3 separate regions of the Mus musculus genome follow, and regions 2 and 3 are each linked to region 1. The links are chromatin loops, found by intact Hi-C in ENCODE. Cell type or tissue: heart. All regions are shown on one strand.

What was found. A loop is a pair of places that touch in the nucleus more often than their neighbours do. Peaks named below come from ENCODE experiments on the same cell type or tissue, not always from the same donor. Only the 100,000 strongest peaks of a DNase experiment are listed, where the experiment ranks them.
Region 2: it touches region 1 in a loop (3-fold over the local background); 2 of 42 quality-filtered maps call a loop at or near these places.
Region 3: a loop joins it to region 1, with 2.5 times the contacts of the local background. A loop is called at or near these places in 14 of 42 quality-filtered maps.

The regions. Positions count from the first base shown.
Region 1 is chr9:103,485,785-103,493,784 of GRCm38, reverse strand. It overlaps Tmem108 (transmembrane protein 108), which reads left to right. Exons shown (of 6, transcript NM_178638.4): 5 at 4,442-4,596. It overlaps Gm16252 (a long non-coding RNA gene), which reads right to left. Exons shown (of 7, transcript XR_003948081.1): 3 at 1,511-1,685; 4 at 1-1,259. Among named protein-coding and RNA genes, the nearest start is that of Bfsp2, 9.5 kb to the right of the region's middle. In heart, a CTCF peak has its summit at 3,150 (motif pointing left); DNase peaks (open chromatin) are centred at 3,144 and 4,528; H3K27ac peaks cover 4,438 bases.
Region 2 is chr9:104,072,198-104,080,197 of GRCm38, reverse strand. It overlaps Acad11 (acyl-Coenzyme A dehydrogenase family, member 11), which reads right to left. Exons shown (of 20, transcript NM_175324.4): 2 at 6,477-6,576; 3 at 4,256-4,381; 4 at 3,707-3,868; 5 at 1,471-1,635. Among named protein-coding and RNA genes, the nearest start is that of Acad11, 12 kb to the right of the region's middle. In heart, CTCF peaks have their summits at 579 (motif pointing right) and 4,188 (motif pointing left); no DNase peak of the experiment used is centred here.
Region 3 is chr9:103,597,043-103,605,042 of GRCm38, reverse strand. All of the region lies in intron 3 of Tmem108 (transmembrane protein 108), which reads left to right. It overlaps Gm32682 (a long non-coding RNA gene), which reads right to left. Exons shown (of 2, transcript XR_379792.2): 2 at 2,196-2,398. Among named protein-coding and RNA genes, the nearest start is that of Gm32682, 28 kb to the right of the region's middle. In heart, a CTCF peak has its summit at 4,004; DNase peaks (open chromatin) are centred at 2,932 and 4,942; H3K27ac peaks cover 5,780 bases.

The DNA of each region.
Region 1 (8,000 bases):
GGCCTAGTCGGCCATCACTGGAAAGAGAGGCCCATTGGACTTGCAAACTTTATATGCCCCAGTACAGGGGAACGCCAGGGCCAAAAAGTGGGGGTGGGTGGGTGGGAGGGTATGGGGGACTTTTGGGATAGCATTGGAAATGTAAATGAGGAAAATACGTAATTTTAAAAAAAGAAAAAGAAATAAATGATGTGATTATTCAGGAAAAAAAAAAGAAAGAAAACCTGGGTTAGACTGGTTCTTACTATGAAGCAGAAAAAGATTGTCGCAAAAGGAAGTGTAGTTAGGTGGGTAGTCTCTTTGGAATTATGGACCAATGGGAGGAGGTGGTGGGGAGAAGGCAGGACTCTCCTTAAATTGTCACTCTGGCCATGACCCACTCAAGCTAAACTATAGCTATCTCTGGACTGTAAGGTAGTATCCCCCTGCTAGACTTCTAACCCCCACATGCTAAGGTGAGGAGCTGGGCACTAAACCCTCTTAGTTGTGGCCTTATAACCAGGACATAAGAGCTGAAAACTACCCAGTCCCTGTCTTCTGTCAGTTTAATCCTTTATGGAGTGCCCTGAAGTGCTAAAACCAGCTTGTGGAATCAAACACGCCTGCCCACAACCCAGCCCTGGCCGCCCTTGACTGTGAACTTCGCCAGCGGTCCTCCGCTTCCTCTTCTCTGGGATGAGAGAGACGTCTGCTGTGTGAGTTCAGGTCCTTCAAAGGGCAGATGCCAAGATGGAATCAGGCATGCCAGGCAGCTGTACTATAAAATACCACCCAGGGAGAGCTGGAGTGAGCGAGGCAAGCCCTACGCAGCCATGCAGGCCCTGAGACACAGAAGGAGATGGGAGATAAAGGAGGTGGAACAACGTCTGCGTGTTTCTGCTGGGTTGGTGGAAGCCTTGAGCTGTAGAGGGATCCCAAGAGACTGTGCATGCTCTGTCGGCCCTGCGGTAGTCCGTCCTGGGGCAGGTGTCAGGGATGGTGGTAAATCTGAAGGGGCAGCAGGGTTTCGGCAGCGTATCTCCACACACTTGCAATGCTTGCCCCCTAGACCTTTGAAAATCAGAGCCAGTGCATGGAGGGTCTTCAATCAGGGTTTGCCGCAGGGAAGGGGCTCAAGAGACAGCAGAGAGGAGGGGTGGCTGCCACTCATCCCGTGTGGATTCTGGCCCGGCAGTTGGCAATGCAGCAGGTATTTGGAAAGGTTGGATCTTCTGGGGGAACCTGTGGGGCTTTGATCACTTCTCAGAGCCCACGGAGTCCTGTCGAGTGAACAGAGTACGCAGGGTTCCGGCTTCATACCAGTGATCCTTCTATCTATCTATCTCTCATCTGATAAGTCACAGAAGATTCGTTACTGGGAAACCCACGAGAGCTTGCTTAACTCTCAGGGCTGTTCTAGAACTATGGACAGAGGGAGCCCCCCACTCATTCCTCATAGGGTCTCAGTGGCTGTTGCCTTTGGAAACATGGAGCGGTTGATTCTTTAACTAAATGGTTAAGTGGCTCACACCTTGTACTCACCGTGCAGCTGACAGAGGGCTTCTAAGGCCGAACTGTGTGTTCCCTCTAGTGTTCAGAGTAACGGGAGACAATCAACACCTACTTGAAGATTACCACAACCCGTGGTCCTGGTGGTGTAATTAGCTGGGGTGATCTTGATCAACTTCAGTGACCTTCAGTTACTTCTGTGGGTGGAAGAACACTCATGTCTTTCTCTCACAGTGGCTGTGCCGGTTGAAGAGGCCTGTAAACTATGTTGCGCTGAGAGCATATTAGACTCCTATCTCTTGGACGAAAGGTCAGAATAGTGAAGTTATAGTTCTAAACACAACTAGAGCATTAACCTTGAGACTGTCACAGTCACAGAGCCCAGAGTCTCTTTCTGCAAAGGCTGGGAAGTTCCCAAGAGAAGTGGATTCAAGCCACAGAGCCTCCCACACATTACATAGGATTTCTGCACCTTACACAGGCTCGGGCTTCCAGTCAGGGGCATTACGAACTCGGACATAGCAGTAGGCACGCCTTGGCAGAGTGGCCTCGGGAAGCTCATCTCTAGGGTTTCCACTCCCTACTTTGCAAACTAAGACTAACAGGTGGGAAAGGCAGTGAGGAGCAGGGCAGAATTCTGCTGCATGCAGGATTTTGTCTGGCCTGCACAGAGGCCGAGAGGTTAAGCAGCTTGCCCGGGCCTTGTGAGTAGTGTGTTGATGCCTGGGTTCCGATTCCAGCTTCTACAACCATTTCCTCATGACCGGGCAGTCTCTAAGACCATCTCTGTCTCTTTGATCTCACTTGCTTGTTTGTAACTATTCAGTGGGTCCAATCACAGATCCCCACCCCCCTCCCTCAGAGACGTGGCTTTTAAGGACATCCTTCTCCCTGACACCCTGTTTGAAGTCTGTGGCAGTGAAGTGTGTGATGTGCTGTCAGATACCTTCACAGGCCAGCAGGTGAAAAGTGACCACTTGTCCCTGACAACTCCCACATCAGCAAAGCTAAAGAACCGCCCACCCCTCCTCACTTCTGAAGTGTTTCTGTGTCTTCAGAGACCTGGTTCTACTGGCGTCACGTGCCCTGGCCATTTCCCGCTTGATGTTTCAGAGACAGAGTCTGGTGGCTCTGAGGAATAAAGATACCAGGGAGGAGGGAGAGAGGGCATCTGTGACAGACATGGTGTCTCTGAGCAGGGTGAAAGGATGCCCTAACTATGCCATTTACACTTTGGGCTTCGCAGCCCTTTCTGCCCCTTCCTGGGCTGTGAGAAGAAGGGAAAGACGAAGCCACAAAATTTGAACAATCTGACACGAGCTGTCCCCGAAATCCCCTTCAGCAGCCCCCTCCATGTGTCAAGGGCTTTTTAAAAGCTACTCTTAGAGGCATGATTAGCAACCTGGAAGCCTTTCTTTCTGGCCAGAGCAGATGAAGCAAACTGCAAATAGAAGCTGCCTCCTGACTTTGGTTGGAGATCATTCCAGAAAAGCCAGTGGGGCGTACAGAATGTTCCAGTGACCCCTCGGGACTGGAACCTGGGCTCTAAGATCTCAGCTCATAAATGTGCCAGTTTCTACACCCTAAGTACCAAGTCTGTAGTGGTCAAGTCCTCAGATTGCTTCTGTGGGAGATGGCCCTCTGCTGCCCCCTGGTGTTGGCCTCTGAACAGAGCAGCCTGGGCCCCCATTCTCAGGCACTCAGACACTGTAGAGACCAGGGTCACCTGTTACACAATGTGAGGGGCCAGGCTCAGAAAAGCTAGGCTGCAGTCACCTCAACAGGGTGAGCCCTTGTGTTGCCCTTGGGCAGAAGCCTGGGTGTTAAAGAGCAGAAACTTTGGAGTCCACACATCCAGCTTTGCTCCTAAGCCTATTGATAAAAATGACTTATCTGGAAATTACGAACTCTAATAGTGACTCCACGAGGTCAAAAGGACATTTGTAGCTATCAGTGGATAATGTCCCTGAACTGCAAGTCCTATATGACTGGCTGGTCACATCTTTTTAACTGAGCCTCGAGCTTTTGTCTAATGCATCTATGTCTGTCACCCCCTGCTTCAACAGAGATCTCTCCATGGTCTGAGTCACTGAACACAAATGCTGGTCTTTGTCCCCAGCAGATGAGCAAAGCCCTTTCTTGGTGCATCCTTAAAGCACAGCACAGTAGCAACCACAAATACCACCAAGTCACATGTAGCCTCCCTTCCGACAAACCCCTGGGGTATACCTCTCAACACTTCCTGGCTTCCCCTCCTACCTCCCGCCCACTGTCCCGGCCATACTGCACTTTCTTTTCTCACACACACCTGGGCTGTCCACAGGTGCTGTTGGTCCTTTGTGGTGCTGTTCTCCAATCCTGGAACATGCTGCCTGTCCTGCACAGAGCTGTCTCCTCCCCTGGATGCCAGCTTTGTGACTGAAGTGGCCTTTCACGTGTCCCCTCATCATCTCTCACTGAATAGCCATCCCTAGTGACATCTCCCAATTCCTTTTATTACCTGTGTATCAATAGCCTGGCCTCTTCTGAGAGCACACAGTAGGATAGACCGGTAGGAAAACTGATAACTATTAACAGTTTTTCTAGTACACAGTAGGTACTCAAAATCAAGGTAGTGGTTGACATGGGGGGAGGGGGAGGAGCGTGGAGCTCGGTTACCGGAGTGCTTATCTTAAATGCACAAATCCCTGGTTTCAGTCCCCAGCACGGAAACCAGGAGTGGTGCCACAGACCCGTGATCCCAGGACCCAGAAGCTGCAATCAGTAGATCAGAAATTCAAGGCCGTTCTTGGTCACACAGTGAGCTTGAAGCCAACCTGGGGATACATGAGTCTAAATGAACATGGAGGCTGGGGGGCAGGATGTCTGGGGGCAGGATGTCCTCTGCACCCCTCTGACACTAAGTCATTTGTCTCCTCCCTCTGCCTCTCTCTGACTGGGCCTCTCTCCACAGCGGTCCTGTTGACAGTGTGCTGCATGAGGAGGAAGAAGAAGACGGCCAACCCTGAGAACAACCTGAGCTACTGGAACAATGCCATCACAATGGACTACTTCAACAGACACGCGGTGGAGCTCCCGAGGGAGATCCAGTCCCTAGAGACCTCAGAGGTAACTGCCAACCCCCACCCCCCACAACCGCCCTGCACAGAAACAGCAACAACGTAGCAGCTCAGCCTGAGGCCTGCTCCTCTGCAGAGCTCACTGGATCAGGGGCTTCCTTCCCCCTGCCCCAGCCCTACTGAGCTTGGGGTCTGATTCTGAAAAGAGCCCACCACTACCACCACCACCAACCCAGGTGCTTTCTGCACACTGGAGTTGGGAAAGCTGTTCTCAGAACTTCTCCAATCTGGGAATAAGTAACAAATGTTTATCGAGGACTGGTTTTGTAGCAAGCAGTCTCTGGGGACCGAAGAGGAAAACTTGCTCTCAGGAGACTTCCAATTCTGAGCTGTGGCCCCGGAGACTAGACGAAGCCTGGTGTCACTCAAAAGCAAACCGAATTAAAAATAGTACTAGATGAGGTGCAGTGGGCCCAGGGGAGGAAGCCTTCCCAAGAGCACAGGGATTACTGGGGCTTCACTCGGTGTGCCCACAAAGGAAGACAGATGGTCCAAAGGAAGGGGATGGTCCAGGAGAGCGGTGAGGGGGAGCTGAGTTATTGTGACGGTGAACCCTGATGGTGCAGGCTGCCTTCCCTGTTCCTCCATTCCCAGGGCATCTAGGGTGAGCTTTGATGACTGTGACTGTAGCTACATTGTTCCCTTGTCCAAACCCAGCTGATCTAGTCCCTTAAAGGTTTTAGGTGACCTGTGAAGGAGACCTGCCGTAGCATCTTAGCATCTTCTGCTTTCCTATCCTGGTATTTACCCTGTGACTGCCAGCCTGATGTTAACTCTGCATCATGCTCTCCCTACCTCTTGCTTGCCATCCCTACTCCTCACGGCTCTTTCTCAGGCCGAGAGTATTGAGTCCTGTGCTGTGGGACCTCTCATCTCCGAGTGCCCAGCTCAGCCACTCACAGCTCCTCTTGTGTTCCCCTCAGGTGTATGGCATAACTGCTACACCACCCTGCCATATCTGTCTGCAGCTCTGATGTCTCCCCCGCCCTCAGCCACATCCCTACCTAACAGATTCATTGACCCAACCTGGAACCATTCATTGATGCCCTCCCGGCCCCAGTCCCAAGCTCACCTGGTGTCCCAGGTTGTGTTCATGACACTGCTGTAGTCCCCTGAGTCCACCTCGCACGCTCTCAGCCAGTCTGTTGGCAGATTCTATTGGTTCTTGCTAAGCATGGGCTTAGCCTACTCTCGTGCCAGTATGTTGCCCTCTCCTCACGCTCTGATGGCTACATTAGACTCTGGAATGATCTCCCATTCTATCATACCTCCTGCAGTCAGCCCATCAGGACAGGAGCCAGGTGATCTCTCAAAAGCATGACCCCATTGGCCATGGACCCCAGCTCCCAAGTGGATCCTTGGGGCACCATAAAGAGAAGCTAAAGTTAGATGTAGGATGCTATGGTCCCAGCACTGGGGAAGTAGAGGTAGGAAGATCAGAAGTCCAGGCTACTTAGCTACTTTGGGAGTCCAAGGCCATCTTGGACTACATGAGACCCATAAGAAATGAAAGGAGGGAAGGAGGGGAAAGAATGGAGGAGAGAGAGAGAAGAAAGGAAGGCAGAGGGGAGAAGGGGAGAAGAGAGAGAGATCCCCAGAATCCATGTAAGAATCCAAGCATAATGGTACACAAGCTTTCCAGTACTTGGGCAACAGAGGCAGAAGAATTCCCAGGACTTGCTGGCCAACCAGCCTTGTACAATCAGCTAAGCCCCCAGTTCCCAGTGAGAGGACCTGGTTCAGGCTGACTCCTAAGGAGCAACACCTAAGGTTGACTTCTCACACTACCCAGCTCGACCGCTTGCAACACACACACACACACACACACACACACACAATTCCTCTTTCTGGTCCCTTCATGAGCTAGTCCCAGACCACCCCCACGCTCCCCTGGCAGCTCTAGGCTCTTTGCTCTGTACAGAAAGCCCATCCCCCACAAGAGCTTTGCTGTTAAGCTTAACTGGACCTCTCCCCCTAGTGCCTAGGCCATCACTTCCTACTGGTCTCTCTAAGGAGCCCTTCCTGGACTGCCCTCAGCCCATTAGAGACCCACCCTCCTCATTCACCCCCAGGCACTGCAGCCTGCTGCTCTCAGGACACATTTCTTTTCCTCTCCTTGCTGAGGGCAGGAGCCTTGTGTGAGTTCACTTCTCAGTTCCCTGTATCCACGGGCTGTGTCTGGCCTGGCCCACAGTGCTCCGCAGCAGACATGCAGTAGATGAATGAGCCAGGAATAAAGACCCCCATGACTCATCCCCCAGTTCAGAGGCTGCTACACAGTAGCCACTCAGCAAAAGCGTAGCCAAAGCATAGGGAGCAACACAGGCTCCATGAAGGTTTCATGGATGGGGAAGCCAGCACACATTCTTCTTCTAGTTAAGTGAAAAACGTGAGAAAGGCTTGAATCTGGGTGGTGAGGCATAAATGCCTTAGATTTTCTCTAAAAATGGGGACGAGAACCCTGAAGAGCAGAGCCCGTAACCATGCTATAGAAAAGCCCCCACTTGCAGAGCACCGTGGTGTTCTCCATGCAGAACCGTGGTGGTAAGGGTCAGGGTAGCTCCTGATCTGCAATCAGCACCAGGCCAGGGGGCTCCAGTAACAAGGGCCAACTAGCCACAGTCTCAAGAAATGAAGGCACCACAAAAGCTATGGCAGAAAGCCAGCCAGTGGTGGCTTCAGTCTGTGCCCACTGCCAGTCTACTCCCTTGGCTCTGCTGTCCTTGTAAAAAAGGGACTGTGATCTCTTGCAACACTCCGATCTGGTGCTGTGTGAGGCCAGAATGGGGGGCAGCTCAGAGCCAGGATGGGAAGTGCCAGGGACATACATGCCCTGTAGACCGCCCACCCCGCCCACCCTGCCCACAGGATGACCACGCTGTCCTATATGCTGCTTCCTCAGAGCCGCACTTACCCATCCAGAAGCTTCCACATACAGTGCCTTAGAAAGTCTCTCTCTGCCTGGCACCTCTACTGTCTGTGATGATAAGGGTACTAGCAGATCACGGTACCCAGGGTACCTGGACACTTTTCTATTTTTGTTTCCTTTTCCTCCCTCCCTCCCTCTCTCCCTCCCCACCCCATTGCTGTCCTTGTTTCCCAGATACCTTTTTTTTTTTTCCATGCTGTGCTTCATACACACCCCAGGTTCACCATTGGTCCATACTTGCTCGCCCCATTAAAAGTGGGAAGCAACACGAGCCGGATTTCAAGCTGCAAACCCCACACAGCTCAGAGGAAAGACTTCAATCTCTTCTCCATAGTTAGAAGGGTCAGACTTACTGCACTCTCCTGATGAGATTTGGCCAAAGACAAGCCCTCGGGGGAAATGCCTGTCTCCTGAAAAGACATTTTATCGGCAGGGTCGTTTCCTCTTTCTTCCCCGACTATCCA
Region 2 (8,000 bases), 590 kb before region 1:
GCCCACAGGCACTGGGAGAAAGGTCTTACTTGATTAAGATATGAAGTTATACTCACATGATAGTATGCTGCAAAAATTGAAAACCTAAGTTCAAGGTTTAAAAATTAAATGTCCTATACTCAGGAAACGTTCTCACTCACACACATGCCGCCAATCTAAAGATTTTAATTAAATAAATACTAAAGGAGACAGTTCTTGAAATAACAGATTATGGTCATTGTACCTGCAGGGTAAAAAGTCACACAGTCATGCAGGAATCATGGAGCCCGAAGAAGGGGAAGTCAAATCTGTAAAAACTCAAAGGAGGTAGAAAGGGCTGCCAGAGGCAGGGCTAGGCAGGCACTCACAGAAGGTGAGATGCAAGCAGAGGAAGGAAGCAGACGGGAAAGGCAAGGAGGGAGACTGGAGCACGGTGGGCATCTGCCATGTACCGGCCCGGTCAGTTTAGACCTATGTCAAGGGTGCAGAGGAGAGGCTCCCAGCCTCTCTATATTACTTTCCTGTAATTTTAAATGTAATTTCACTTATGTGTATGTGTGCTTTGCCTGCATATAAGCGGATCACACACATGCACTGCCTGAAGAAGCCAGAAGGGGGCACTGGATTCTCGGGTGCTGGAGAGCAGCCAGTGCTGTTAACTGCTGAGCCATCATCTCTCCACCCTGTTCACGTTAGTCCAGTCAGGGCCATTCCTTCTATGCCTAGCTGTACAGGTTGTTTGGGTGTTATGCTGGCACATAACAATTGCTCTCTTGCTGTTTGTCAGTTATCTTTTCTCTCCATCTGTGGTTTATGCTTGTTAGGAGAAATGTTTCTGGGCACAGAGTTGCTCACAACTGAATGCTTGTTGACATGAATTCTGCCAGCCATGTTATTCCATGAAGCTGGCTCTTTTTTTAAAGGTTCATTTATTTATTTTATGTACATGGGTACACTGTCATTCTCTTATGCACACCAGAAGACGGCATTACAGGTGGTTGTGAGCCACCATGTGGTTTCTGGGAACTGAACTCAGGACTTCTGGAAGAACAGTCAGTGCTCTTACCCCCTGAACCATCTCTGCAGCCTGAAGCTGACATTTAAAGTAGTAGATTGAAGTCTTCTTCAACAAGAGAGACACACAGCAACCTCCAAGTCCTGCTTAAGTGATGACTATGTTACTGTTTAAGATTGGGACCAGGCCCAAAGGCAGAGTCCGGTGCCATAAACTCTGTAGGACTCATCTCCAGAAGCTTTAAGTGGGAGACAGACTGAGCTGTGGGGAAGAACAGAATGATCTGGGCTCCTTCAGGACACTGGGGCAGGTGGGGGACATCTGTCTGCTTCTGGAGCCTCAGGTCAGACCTAGACAGTGTCTGTCTGTCTGTCTGTCTGTCTCTCTCTCTCTCTCTCTCTCTCTCTCTCTCTCTCTCACACACACACACACACACAGACACACACACACACACACACACACACAGCTTGCGGTACCTCTTTGGGGTGGAAAACTATGTTGTCCAGCTTGAAGTCTCCGTGGACCAGGCACTCCTCACTGTCACTATCTGGCAAGTTCTTCATCAGCCACGTGGAGAGCTGGTCCATGGCAGGGATGCTCTGATGGGCTGAGGCCTGGTACTGCTTCGTCCAGGTGGACACCTGGGAAGGGACAGCGGTACAGACAGAACGTTCCGTTGTCCGTGACTCTAAGACCACTTCATCTGTGCCCAAGTCCACCTTACTCCAGAATGCTTAACAAAACAGTGCTCACATGCACCTCCCAGCAGCCTGAAACACTCCTATCAGCCGAAAGCCCCAAACATGCAGGTTTCTCTTCCAGGTTGTGCCATTTTACCTACGTAGGTTTCTATTGGACAAGAAGTAAAAACACTGGCATAGGTGTCAAGAATGGTCCTCACTCAGCCGGGCGTGGTGGCGCACACCTTTAATCCCAGCACTCGGGAGGCAGAGGCAGGCGGATTTCTGAATTCGAGGCCAGCCTGGTCTACAGAGTGAGTTCCAGGACAGCCAGGGCTATACAGAGAAACCCTGTCTCAAAAAAACAAAAAGACAAAAACAAAACAAAACAAAAAAAAACCAAACAACCCCCCCTCCACCAAAAAAAAAACCCCAACCAACCAAACAAAAAGAATGGTCTTCACTCAGTAAGTACTCCATGGAAGACAGAAATGCATACAAACAACCCCTCATACACACGTATACACACCACATGTAGTTTCTCACCCCTCTCTCTCATTGGGCTCTCTCTCTCTCTCTCTCTCTCTCTCTCTCTCTCTCACACACACACACACACACATGTACACACACCACAAGCAGACAATTTCTCCCTGAAAAGGGGGCAATGAAAGCTAGAAAGAGCTTTTCTCACTTAACATCCTTTCCCTCACCCACAGAGTATTTTAAAGATACCATTAAGAGTAAAGCAGACTTTATATTGCTCTTAGAATTAGAAGCAAACAAAATCCCCCTACACGGGTCTCACTGGCTGGGATTTATATACTGTCTAGGAACTTACTTGTGTATTACCGGGTCAGTATAACCTTCATATTCCTCATCTGCAAAATGAGGTTAATACCCGTCTTGTGAGTTCTGCAGAGATTTTTAAATGAGGTAGTCTACAGCTCACTTAGCACTCAATAGCACACATCGAATACTCTACTCTCTCATATCTTCCCACCCCACTCTCAAAGGGCGTACTTATAATAGAATACAGCCCATGAGTGCCTAGTCTTACCTGCATTTGGTTGCAAGGGTCACCATCTCATTATTAATTCTCTATATCAGTTCCTTTCCACATCCAAGCACAGGCATGTATGCCTGTGCCCTAGACATACAGCTCTTGCAATGAGCACTGAACAATTTACTAATAGGTAGTAAACTCAGGGAAATAGACCATTCCCCAGCTTCATGTATATGAGACTCGTGAATGAGCATCTTAAAAACAGCCACAAGCTTCTTTAGGGCAGGAACCTATTTCTTATTTCTTGATATTTAAAAAAGTATCTTGCAAGCATTAAATTGATAAAAGCTTAATAGATTTTTGCTTAGCACAACCTAGAAAGGGAAAACTGAGAAGAAAATCTACTGGTAAACCAAGTGAAAAGCAGAAATGGAAGCCTTTACTAAACAAAAGTTATCTAAAAAATAAAGTTAGTGGGAGAGGAGATGGCTCAGTCAGTAAAGGGCTTGCTGGGCAAGCATGGGGACCTAAGCATGGTCCCCAGAACCCAGACAAAGAGAAAATAAGGAAGGATGGAAGAAAAGAAGACAAAGAAAGCCAGCTAGGCATGGTGGTATATGCCTGGAGTTCTAATAGTGAGGAGTAGAGACAGGAAGAGCCCTCAAGCTCACTGGCCAGTCAGACTGCCTAATCAGAACGCTTCAGGCCAATGAGGTGCCTCACCTAAAAAATGAGGTGGATGGCTCCTGAATATGAAAGCTGAGGCGAATCCCTGGCCTTCATTCCACACCCATGTGCCATACTTGTGTACCTGCAGATACAGGTTCATCCACTCAAAATACACACACACACACACACACACACACCAGCATTATTTCATGCTAAAAAGATATCTGAATACATTACCAAAGAAGATGTTAAGTGGCAAAATTTCAGACAGCCACATAACAAACAGGGCTTGCTTTCACTAGTCATTCATAGTACGTTACTTCTGAGACCATGCAGTACATTCTGACGCAGATGGCTTACCTGCCTTTTGCAGTACCCGACTCCAGTACCGTATTTGTCCAGCTTCAGCGAGCGTATATCCAGAGAATGTAGCCATGCCAGGGTTTCTGCCACAGACACATATATAGCAGCACGTTCTGCTGAGCTAACTCCAGGAATGGAAAAATCACGAAAGATCCGACCCTATCAAAGTGATCACAATGGCCAGTTTTTAAATAGCTGACAGACAAACTCAGCAAACTACAGAGCATGTTAGGCGTAGGCTTGTCTGTGAAATGTGTATGTGGATACATACCAAAGGCAAAATTCAAGGACATGCTAGAAGCAGTTTAAACCTGAAGGTTTTAAACTGCTTGTAACCCACATCTTCAAATTAAAAACAATTTGAATTTGCTCTTAATGGTTTGTTCTTTCTATGTGGAAGGGTGCCTCCCCCCAATAAGAACACACACACATCCCCATCTCCCTGTTTGGCTACAATTGTTGGTAGCTCTTTACTGCCACCTAGAGGGGTATTTAAGAACAAGTTAGCAATATAAAAGCACCAACCAAGTAAGATTGTTAACTTACCTGCACATGTTCCATTACATAAAATTCCGTTCCGATAACTGAAGCATCTCTGCAGTATAGCAGGGGCTTGGCAACAGGAAATCCAATGGAAAACAAGGCTTTCTGGATCTTGAATTCTCTGTCAATCTAAATAGGATTATTAAAATCCAGAAACAGAAATTTAATAACTACATGTGGGCTAACCTTAACTGAGGCTATTGGCTACAACATGTGTCAATATGTAACCCAGAGCTGACAGTAATATTCCCTTAACAGGAGCTTGTTCAGCCATTACAATTACAAAGTAGGCCATCTCTAAAGCATGATCATTTATTTAACTGGGGTAAAAAGATAGGCATTTGCATGAGGCTTACTACTGGCTCTTGTAGCACAAAGGCAACCGCCTGGCTATATTTCACAGGTTTTTGTTAAAGGGCATTTCTGTGTTCTCACAAGTTCCCTGCTTGTTGGCTTCACCTCTCCCTTCGTAGTTCTCAGGAGGCTTAGGATTGAGTTCCTCTAGTCAGATACAGGAGCTGGAGAAGGCAGGCAGTGGTTGTGGGAAGGGGAAATCACCTATTCCTTCTGATCATCAAGAGAGCAGCAAACTTCCAAGGAAGGAGCATGAAGACCCTTATAGGTACATGGTCTGTTCTGGGAACCCAGATAACTGAAGGGAACCAGGTGCCCAGAAGTTGATCTTAAAGCTGGGGCTCAGGAAAGAGAAGAGGAAACCTTATATCCTTGGGTGGGACACCTGCAGACCCAGAAAGGTCCCAAGGCTGTGGCTTACAGCAGAGATGTAATATGGGTGAACAAGGATGATTTGTGCATGTAGAAAGTGCCTGCCACACTGGGGCAGAAGTGACTGACCAGTTCCAGGGAAGGGGAAACATGTTGCTCAGCTTGAGTTCAAAGAGTAATGCAGTCATGGACCAGGGAAGTAATTAACCCAAAGTGGGAACTGTCCATAGCACTGAGGGCTATTGAAAGAGATGTGGCAGGAACTGAGAGCGGATGGCAGGGAGTGTGTGAGTGTGTGTGTGTGTGTGTGTGTGTGTGTGTGTGTGTGTGTCAGGGGAGGGAGGGGCAAAAGGGTTAGGGACAACAGCAAAGCAGGGACACTGCTTTTTAAAACACAGCCTTGGGGAAAGCCGAGGAAGTTCAGACAAGGTGCTCCACATCTATGGAGCTGGACTTAGGCTGAGAGCTTTCTGCGGTGTTCAAGTGGGACATAGTCAGGAGGAGACTCAAAGAGGACTGCTTCTGAGGTAGACATTTCTAGGCAGGGTGGGGGTGGGGTTTGCTTTCAGCCATGCCATGTTGACATTAACAAAAGTTACCCAACTCCTTTTTTGTAAGCATCTAAGTTACTTCATGTTGTCAGGAGTATGATGGAGCCAAGAAAATGAGCATCTGTGTCCCCTGTCACTATGATATCGAACCCGCCCACAGTGGTCTTTCCTGGTGAAGGACTACGAAGCACATGATGCCAGTATCACCCACGTATGCAGAGTACTTAGTACATTTTGCAGGACTTGCATTTATGTCCCTTCCTGCTATCTTGAGATAATTCCTGTTTTTGCAACCAGGAAAATTTAGTTTAAAAAATTGACTGGCAAATCATGTTTGTATGTATTTATGAGGTATAGCACAATAACTTGGTTGACGTATTTATTAGGTAGTGAACAACTCAGAATAATTAGAAAATTTAATCTGTAACAGACATCTTCTTTAATTTTCCCTGATGATTCTAAACCTTAAAGCCTACTGTACAATGACACTCAGGTCTTTCTCTTTTTTTAACCCCTGAATGATTATAAGATGCCCAAGGTAAATACATTAAACTCATCAAGTAAAGACCATCATTATAGACAATGCTCTTGGCATGCAGAGACAAAAAAAAAAAAAAAAAAAAAAAAAAAAAGAAAGAAAAAAGAAAAAGGCAGCTAGAAATGAGTAACAGCGAACATATCCGCAGGGAACAAGGAAGCTCACTGGGATGGGAGTTTAAACACATCTTTGGTCTTCAACTGCAGATCCTTTTTTTTTTTTTTTTTTTTTTTTTTTAAAAAAAAGGACACGCAATCCAAGTGAATTTGTAATTAAAAGTGAAGTGTGCTTGCATTAGTCAGTAACTGCGTGAGGAGGTCTTCAAATGCAGATTCGATTGCTCTTGTGCTTTTCCGAGGCGGTTACCTGTGGTGGAAAAAAGGCTCGCTGCTGCACTTCTGTGTCATACCTTATGTGCTTTGGGAAGAAGAGAGCCGGGTGGTTTCTTCCTGAGAACATAGGCTTGAGATCCTTTCTGGAGAAAGAAGGTTGGGTTTGACTGTCCTGATCTAGGGGGGGAAAAAAAAAGAGTTCACAGGTCAATTATAAACATGTCTCTTTCCTGAAATCCTACTGAAATCTCAGAAAACACAGGAATCCAAAATAAACATCTCAACACTGGGCTGACCACAGGGACCGGTCAGTAGCTTGGGCAGGCTGCCACTCGCAGCTCAGACAATCCCATCTCCTGTGGATTGGATTTCCGATCATTCTGGTTTCCTTGGGTTCTTTGTTCTACAGTCTTCTCTTGCATAAGTTCTTAAGCACTTCTAGCTGCATATAAACGTCTAGTTATTCCTGAAGCCTTTTCTGCAAGTCTCTTCCTCATAGCCTGTCGTAAACCCATCTCAGTCCATCCAGGAGGCTTTCATTCCCGTTTTTCCACTAATGCCCTTTCAAGACCGCTGGCACAAACCTCTGGCCACTCCTTTTCAAACTCCCTTGTATCCTCCTTGCAACGCTTCAACTTCTTAACACTGGGCTGCTGTGGCTGGATTGCTAAACCACCATTTTATTTAGATCCTCTTCACTTCTCTTTTCTCTTATTTCCTTTCCTTTTCCTCCCTTTCCTATTCTCCCTTTCTTCCTTCCTTTCAAAGATTTTACATTATATATATATATATATATATATATATATATATATATATATATGGCTCTATCTACATGTACATCTGTATGTCAGAAGAGGGCATTGGATCCCATTACAGATGGTTGTGAGCCACCATGTAGTTGCTGGGAATGGAACTCAGGATCTCTGGAAGTGTAGTCAGTGCTCCTAACCACTGAGCCATCTCTCCAGTCCCCCTAGATTCTTTTTCTAGGTAAGCTGTTCTGTCTTGTGGCTTCCAACACCTTCTCTGTCAATTGCTTTCAAACCTGTCTAGACCATTTCTCTGCCCCGAATCTATACCCAGCTGGTTACTCTAACACATTCACTCAACTGTCTAGAAACCATATGAAACTTAACAAAACAGAACTTATATATATATATATATATATATATATATACATATATTTAAAAATATTAGTAGCATTTCTTTTCACTACAAGAAAATGTCTTCCAGAAGTAATTTATGGGAGACAGAAAAACACCATTTATTTCGCGCTGAGTTTCAGGGTTTATGGTCTATCTCACGGGAGAGCATGGCACAGTGGCCCAGTCTGTGGTGGCAGGAGATTGCAGTAAGTGCTTCTAACCTCTTGGCAAGTCAGGAAGCATCGTCCCAGCTGGAATCTGAACTGAAGGACATATGACCTTCAAGGCCTGGCCCCTGCAGCCCACTTCTGTGAGCTAGGCTACATGTCACAAAGGTTGTTGTCAGTGGTCTGGGTATCTCCAGGTTTGGGGTATCTTCAAGAAGTCCACATCAGTGTCAAGGCAGCGAGAAGTTTTATAGAAAGAGATGATGTAGGGTCTCATTCAAGGACTCAT
Region 3 (8,000 bases), 110 kb before region 1:
AGTTCCCCCTCCCTCTCATCCCTGACTCTCCTGGAGTCATTTTCACTGACAGCCCTTTTCCTTGTGGCTCCACCTCCCTGGGGCAGTTCCCCAGTCTCTCCTTCCCAGGCCTAGTCCTCTGCCTGAAGCAGGTCTCCTATCACCTCATATGTGAACTTGACTTTACCTAAGCTGCACCAGAGCCTTACCAGGAACTGTAGCTTGGAGAGTTACCCAAATAGCAGACCAGAACCTTTTCCTGGGTACCTGCTAGAGGGCACCCCTGGGTTCCTATTTGTAGTCTGAAGGTAAATGAGAGGGGTGGACTGGATGCTCTGAAGTGGAGCACCACTCAGATGTGGTAATGACCAAGATTGCAGCTGCTCTCCTGAAGATCTCTGTGAGGTGTGACCAGCCCCCCATCCTGAGAGAAAGCCAGATAGGGCAACTTTCCTGTCTGAATGCATGGAGTCACCTAGTCACTGCTAAGCAGTTCTCACCATGACAGAGGAGACTTCCTGAGGAGAAAGGATGCTCTGATAGTCACCTCACGTCATTCAAATGTTATGCTTCTTTTGATCAAAGGTGTGTTAAACTATTGAAGTAAAATAAAAATAAAATACGGGGCTGGAGAGATGGCTCTGTGGTTAAGATCACTGGCTGCTCTTTCAGAGGACTGAGGTTCAATTCCCATGGCAGCTCACAACTGTCTGTAACTCCAGTTCCAGGGGTCCTGTTACCCTCACATAGACATACATAAAGACAAAACACCTATGTACATAGAAACAAACAAACACAGTAACTTGCTTAAATAGGCTAACTCTAGAAACTTCATCTGTAGAAAATATCTGGTATTTCACTTGGTCCGATGTTATCAGGGTATTCACTTTGCTTGTGGCAACTCTCATACAAAGCGCTGTGAGTCCTGAGAGGAGTCCCGTGGTCCAGCTTATTAAAAAGGGTCCCGGGAATAACCCACAGAGCTACAGAGAAGTCTGGTGAGGGCAGGAAGCCCAGCTGGTGGGGGGGGGAGGGGAGCTTGTCTGCCTTACAGGCTCTGAGAAGAGACAGATCACACTTTCGGTGACCTCCTCTACGGGGGCAGAGCTGGAGTCTATATTCCTGGTACATCTGTCATCAACTGAGTAAGGCACAGTTACACCAGGATTGTTGGAAGCTCAGGATGGTGCCATAAGCCCTGGGCCATTCTCCTCACCATCAGCATCGCCTCTTGCCCTTCTCTCATCTCTCTGAGAATACATTTAATAAGAGTTCGAATGTCAGCCAGGCGGTGGTGGCACACTCCTTTAATCCCAGCGCTTGGTGGACAGAGGCGGGCAGATCTCTGAGTTTGAAGCCGGCCTGGTCTACAAAGCAGGTTTCAGGACAGCTAGGGCTATACTTGCTTAGACCTGATCTCATCGGCATGTACTCAAGCTGAAGGTTCCAGCAGAGATGGCTGGTGAAGGGTTAATGATTAAGCAGTCTGCCGTGCACCCATTGGCCAGAGATGTCATTGAAATCACCCCTGGGTATAACACCCCTGCTTTATTAAATTGTAGTAGTGATGAATGAGACGATGTATTTTATTCTTGTACTCCTTCCCTGTGAGACCAACGTTTCTCTAGGATCTCTAGGATGCATCTCATCTAGGAGACGAGACTCTTTTTGGTTGGTGGTGTTGGGGATTGAACACAGGAACTTGCACACGCCAGGCAAGTGTCTTCCTCGGAGCTATACACTTATCTATTAGTCATGATTTTCTTTATTATTATTTGTAGGGCTGGGGGTTGAACCAAAGGCCTTGCATGTGGCAGGCAGGTATTTGGAATCATCACCAATCTTAGAATCCAAATTTCTCCCCAGTCAACCGAAACTTTATAAGGTTCTAGAGCCAGTGAGATGGTAAAGGTGTTTGCTGCCAAGCTTGACGACCTGAGTTCTGTTCCTGGGACATGTATGGTAGGAGAGAACACACTCTCAGAAGTCCTCTAACCTCCGTGTGTATAACAGGCTTACACACGCACACACACGCACACACACACACGCACACGCACACGCACACAGGCACACACACACGCACACGCACACGCACACAGGCACACACACACACACGCACACACACACACACGCGCACACACACACACACACACGCACACACGTGCACACACACACGCACACGCACACACACACAATAAATGTGATAAAATTTTAAATCATGAGCTATGAAAACTAGAAAGTCGTTTATAGATTTCTAAGGCAAGTCATGGTTACCTATAAAGGAAGAAGGAAATAAATAGCCATACAGATGTTCTCATGAGGAAGGAGTGATGGGCACACATGCTTATGTATTCAATGAGGAGAAGATAGCTGCGAAGCTCCGTGACACTGAGTCGGATGGCTGTCAGGTCATTTGCTTCTGCAAAAGCAAAGGACAGAAGAAAGGAGAGTGTTAGGAGATGATGTTGTTAAATCTCAACAGACATTAGTGGCCAGCGTGGGGCCCTTTTCTTTCATCTTCTGGAAGGAGCTTTATTCTGTAGCTTAGATGGAACTCATATGCGCTCACAGCCGAAAGGAAGACCCTCTAGTAAAGGCTACTCCATTTAGCAATTAAAGATACCGTGTCCATCCTGATAAGAGTGGCTATGTCCCCAGCCTGACTGATGTGAGGGAGGAAGTTTAAGTGCCTCGGTGGCAAAGTGCATGCTGGGAGTTCTGTCGTCCCACACCTGGCTGGTGCTCAGTCATACTGGCTTTCTTTCCTTTAACTAGCACTTTATCCTGTGCTCTGCGTGGCGCTTTTGGAGCCAGTCATTCATCCAGCCTGGCATTTCTGTCCCCCGCTGTTGAGACTCTAGCCCCACAATCCACCATGCTACCATCTAGTCTCTCTGTCACATTTCCCTCAAGTTCTCTATGACACGCAGTTATCTGATGCCTCTCTTGACTGCATCTGCTTATCACTCACATGTCCCTCTGGACTGTCAGCTAAAAGTTAGCACATGCTATTTTCAGCCTACAAGAATGCCTGGTACTTGAGTGTCCCCTCTACCCCTCTCCTGGGACAGTGGCATTAGTAGTGAGATGAACTAGACAGAGGAGCAGTGAGCAGGCTATTGGATGGTCAGAGAGACCCACAGTCATGATCATATCACATGTATTCACAGACATTCAACATGAGCCACATGGCTCATTTAAATTTTTTTCCAGTAGCTAAATTTGAAAACATAAATAAATGAAAAGAAATGAGTAGAGCCAATTCAGATAGCACATTCTGTTTACTATGATGTGCTATGTCCCCATGTGGGTCCCAGAACTACAGCAACAAGGAAAAGAAGAGTAGGTGGACATATGGACAGACACACAAAAAGGGATCGGGTCTGATGGAGAAGCCATAGCACCCAGGAAGCTCAGTGTGTTTGTTACATGTAGGTGAATGGGAAGTAGAGTTATTGTTTACAGCTGAAGGGAGCTGGGTTGCATACAGATAACTAAGAGGATGGGGTTATTATATACGGCTGAAGAAGGTTTAGCTAATCTTGGTAGAGACACTCTTTATAGGGGAGGAGTCTTCGGGCCTTAAACATCTAGGAGGAAAAAGTGAGAAAGGTATTGTGGACATTTTGTGCACATACTGTCAGCTCTAGAACCACAGTAAGCCATCGTAGTCCCTCTGAGCTTCCCCTGGGAAAGGCTTTGCCACACCTACAAGGTTGAGATGTTGGGCTCCTCAACAATGTCGTGTTTACAGCCAACAATGCACATTCACCCTGGACTTCATCCATTCTCTACACCAGAGTATCCAAAATATTATTTCTGTATGGGATCAGTACTAAAAAATGGCTAGTAATATTGCTACACTCATGCACACACACACACACACACACACACACACACACATACGCAAATAGCAGTCCTTTGGAATTTCATGGACAGTTTACATTTACAGCATACATCAATTTAAATACTAAATCTTTGTCAGAAGTATTTGGCATTTAGATGTCATAAAAGTGGTAGTTGCCAGGGGGCGCTGCTGAGGAGATAGCTCAGATAGTAAAATGCTTTGCCACTCAAGCTCAAGGACATGAAACTCTCCCAGCATCCATAGGGAATAAAAGCCAGGCATGGCGACCCATATTATAATCCCAGAGTTGGCAATGTAAAGACAGGAAGATCCTCTGGGCTTACTACCTGGCCAATCTAGATAATCAGTGAGCTCCAAGTTCAGTGAGAAAACCCTGCCTCCAAAAACAAGGTAGAGAGTGATAGAAGATGCTCAGCATTAACCCCTGGCCTCCATGAGCCCACTCACAAGTACACACACACACATACTCCCACACACTTGCATGCACACACAAAACACACCCATATACATGTTCATATGCACACGCCCATATATGATGCAAAACTACTAGTTGGAAAAGTAGGATTTTAGCTGTAATTTCCTATAACCAAATTAGTTATCAGTTCCAATTTTTAGATGAATTAAAATTCAGGGAGATTTTAAAAGCTTGTACCTCTCTTATGCCAGCAACATTTTGGGTCTGTGTCAGTTGCTTCAGACTATTGGTTGTGAAGACCCCTTATGAACCCCTATGAGGACAGAAGACCACATAGGCAGAACTGCTGGCCCTGTGTCTACAGCCTATCAACTTGTCTGACACATGAAGAGAGAGGAGAGATCATTTTTAGACCCTGTGTGCTATGTTGTTTCATTCTGGTTTGTTCTTGAAAGGGCAAAGCCAAGGTCTTCACAAGATCCATTGGTTACAATCATCCAGGGCCAAACACAAAACAGTCCTCTGGAAGCATCCCCAAGGCCTAGAAAAAAAGAAGGACCCACAGAGGGCACAGGCCTGTTCCAGAGGCCTCACACCCACACCTTGGAGGCACAGGGGACTTCTCCGTACAGGAAGATAGATTTCTCAAGTCCCTGCAAGATCCTGTCCTGAAGACATATATTCTTAAGGATAGGGCTTGGTAGGCCCCGCCCCCTTCAAGCAAAACCTCTTCATGTCAGCCTCCCCTGGCTTTCCTGTTCCAAGCTCATTCCACTAACAACTCCAAAAAAAATATTGTTTCATGATATGTGTGTCCCTTGTGAGAAAAACAAGGGTCAGTGTTATGTTCTGATTCATCGATGTCACAGGCTTTTGTCACGGCTCTAAGTTAATTACCAAATGACAGTTCTCCTCAGCTAAAGGCATTAGCGACTAACTCTAATTGCAAGGTCCAGGACCATATGACCAGATATCCAGGGTGCCTGCCATAGACAGAAGCTGAAGCCTGATGTGGCAGAACTTACCAAGAGTTGAACCTTCATAGAGAGCTCACAGGGAGAGAGCTCGTTCCCATTGGAATGAAATGTCAAGAATGGAATCCTTAGAAGAAAACCTTCTCTGTGACTCCTGGGTGGGCAGACCACCAGGTTTCCTTCCTTCTTTCCTTATTTCCTAGCACGATGTTTTTTAAAGACAGTTCTGTGCAGCCCTAGCTGATATTAAACTCAAGTTATTCCTCCTGTCTCAGCTTCCTAGGAGCTAGGATTATAGGCATGTACCACTACCTGGCTTCTTTGGGGAGGAGGTAGAAGGCAGTGTCTTATACAAATTAGTCTGAACTCACACTCAGATGAGACTAACCTTGGACTCCTAAGGTTCTGCTTCTGTGTCTTTGTTAGGGTTCTACTGCTGTGAAGAGACTGTGACCATGACAATTCTTATAAAGACAAACATGTAATTGGGACAGGCTTATAGTTTCAGAGGTTTAGTCCATTATCATCATGACCAGAAGGAAGCATGGTGGCATGCAGACAGACATGGTCGTGGAGAGAAGCTGAGAGCTCTACATCTTGATCTGCAGGCACAGGAAGAGAAGGTGAGCCACTGAGTCTGGACTTGAGCTTCTGAAACCTCAAGTTCACCTTTACCCCCAGTGACACACTTCCTCCAACAAAAGTCACACCTACTCCAACAAGGCCACTCCTCCTAATAGTGCCACTCCCTAAGAACCTATGGAGGCCATTTTATTTCAAACCACCACATTCTAGCTCCTGAATGCTGACATTATACCATATCCAGCTTCAACACACTTTAATAAAGAACTTATTCTGTGTTAGATATGATACTTGGAATGAAAATACATGAGGCCAGGTATAACTCAGTAACAGAATACTGGCCTGTCATATGATAGAGGCCCTGGGTTCAATTTTCCAGCGCTGAATGCATGGAGACATAAGCCCTGACCTGAGAGCTCCCAAGCTAGTGGAGAGAGAGGCTTCACAAAAGAACAAGAGTACAAACATTGTTTAATGTTGCCCCTCCTCAGACAGAATGCCTGCTTTGTGGGAAACTCTAGGATCATAAATGCATGATACACTTTCCACTCTCCAGAAGCCTGCCATCAAGAGGACAAGTACGAATATGAAAGGAAAAGATGCCTCATTGTAAGATATGGTGAAAAGACATCAGGCCTGTTCTCAGATCACTTAAAACAAAAAAAAGGCAACATATGGATCCAGTTTCTGATTCTTCAATGTATTTTTTAATTGATTCCAGTCTTGGAAAATGGCAAGTATTATGCCCCCCAAACCAACATTATAAATGACCTTTTATACTTAGCAAGCTGTTTCCCATCCAATATACACTGACACATGGCAACCCTGGTGCTGGCTATCTCTGGTGATAGATGTCACTTTAGCACCATGTTACTATTACGGAAATGCAAGCCAGACATGGTGACACACACCAGTAATTCCAATACTGAGGAGCTAGACCCAAAGGAGTCAAGAAGTCAGAGTCATCCTGAGCTAGATACAGAGTTTGAGCCGTGGTATCTGAGACCCTGTGGCAGGCCCAAGCAGAACTAGGAGGAACTTAGACCCATGTTCTCCATCTCCAAGCCCAGTTTCTTCCCATAACCCCACACCCGCCCATATGTGATATATCACATCACAGCCCTTGCAATAGGAAGATTGCACAACCCATGAGGAAAGCTACCTTTGGCAGCTCCAGCCAGTGAACTCCTCCAGCCTTCCTCCTGCAATCTGCCTCAGCTTGTTTTAGCAGCCTTGTGGTTGGTCATGCTGTCCCTACTCCCACCAGACAGCAGGATAGAAACATTGACTTTGAAGTTAGACATTGGTGAGGCAATATTTGGGAAAGAATCATTACAACCTAAAGGCATCAGGCCATTTCTTCTGTAAGCCGACGAATGTTTAACTCTTTGGTTTTTTTTTTTTTAATGGTTATTATTTTTTAGTTCACAAACTCTAGTTTTGCCATCCTTATGTCTATATTTTTAGAAATCCTAGATTATTATAGACACTGTGAAAAAGGATGGGAAAAGAAATCTGGCTCCCAGTGTAACATCCGCGTAATTATTTCTTGGATTAAATTCGCCTCCATCCAGCCCTCAGCAGAGGTTGTGCCTGGCCCTGCTGCTGAATGAAATCCTGTCCTTGTGAGGTACTGAGGGGGCTCCTGGATGATGGGAGAAGTTTCATGGCGTTTCTGGCTCTCCACCTCATCCAGTTTACTCTTGAGACATGGCTAGTACCCAGGAGCAACCAGCTGACATTCAGAGTGTGGAGTGCCCCTTTCTTCCCCCAGCTCGGATTTCCTCCTCATTTTCTTATTAGCAGGGTAATCTTCTACAGACCTTCACACCCACTGTAAGCTCAGCTCAAGGGCTCCGGAATGCCGAGTCTCTAAAGATGTCTTCTTCCCCAAGGAGCCTGGTTCACCCATAAGCCCTCTGTACTAAAGACCTTCCCACCACAGAATGCTCACTGGCCTAGAGGAATGAGAGGAAAGCTGACTTGGCTTGACTCTTTGTGTATTGCCGAAGCTCAGACTCCACAACAGAGCTGGTGTGGCTGGCACAGATGAACGTTGAGTGTTCTAGACTCTTTATGGATATCGTGGGTATGATGTCGCTACTAGCACTGTCTGCAGCCAGGTTACTTTCCTTCTGCATGGTTGTCTTAGTTAGGGTTTTATTGCTGCGAAGAGACACCA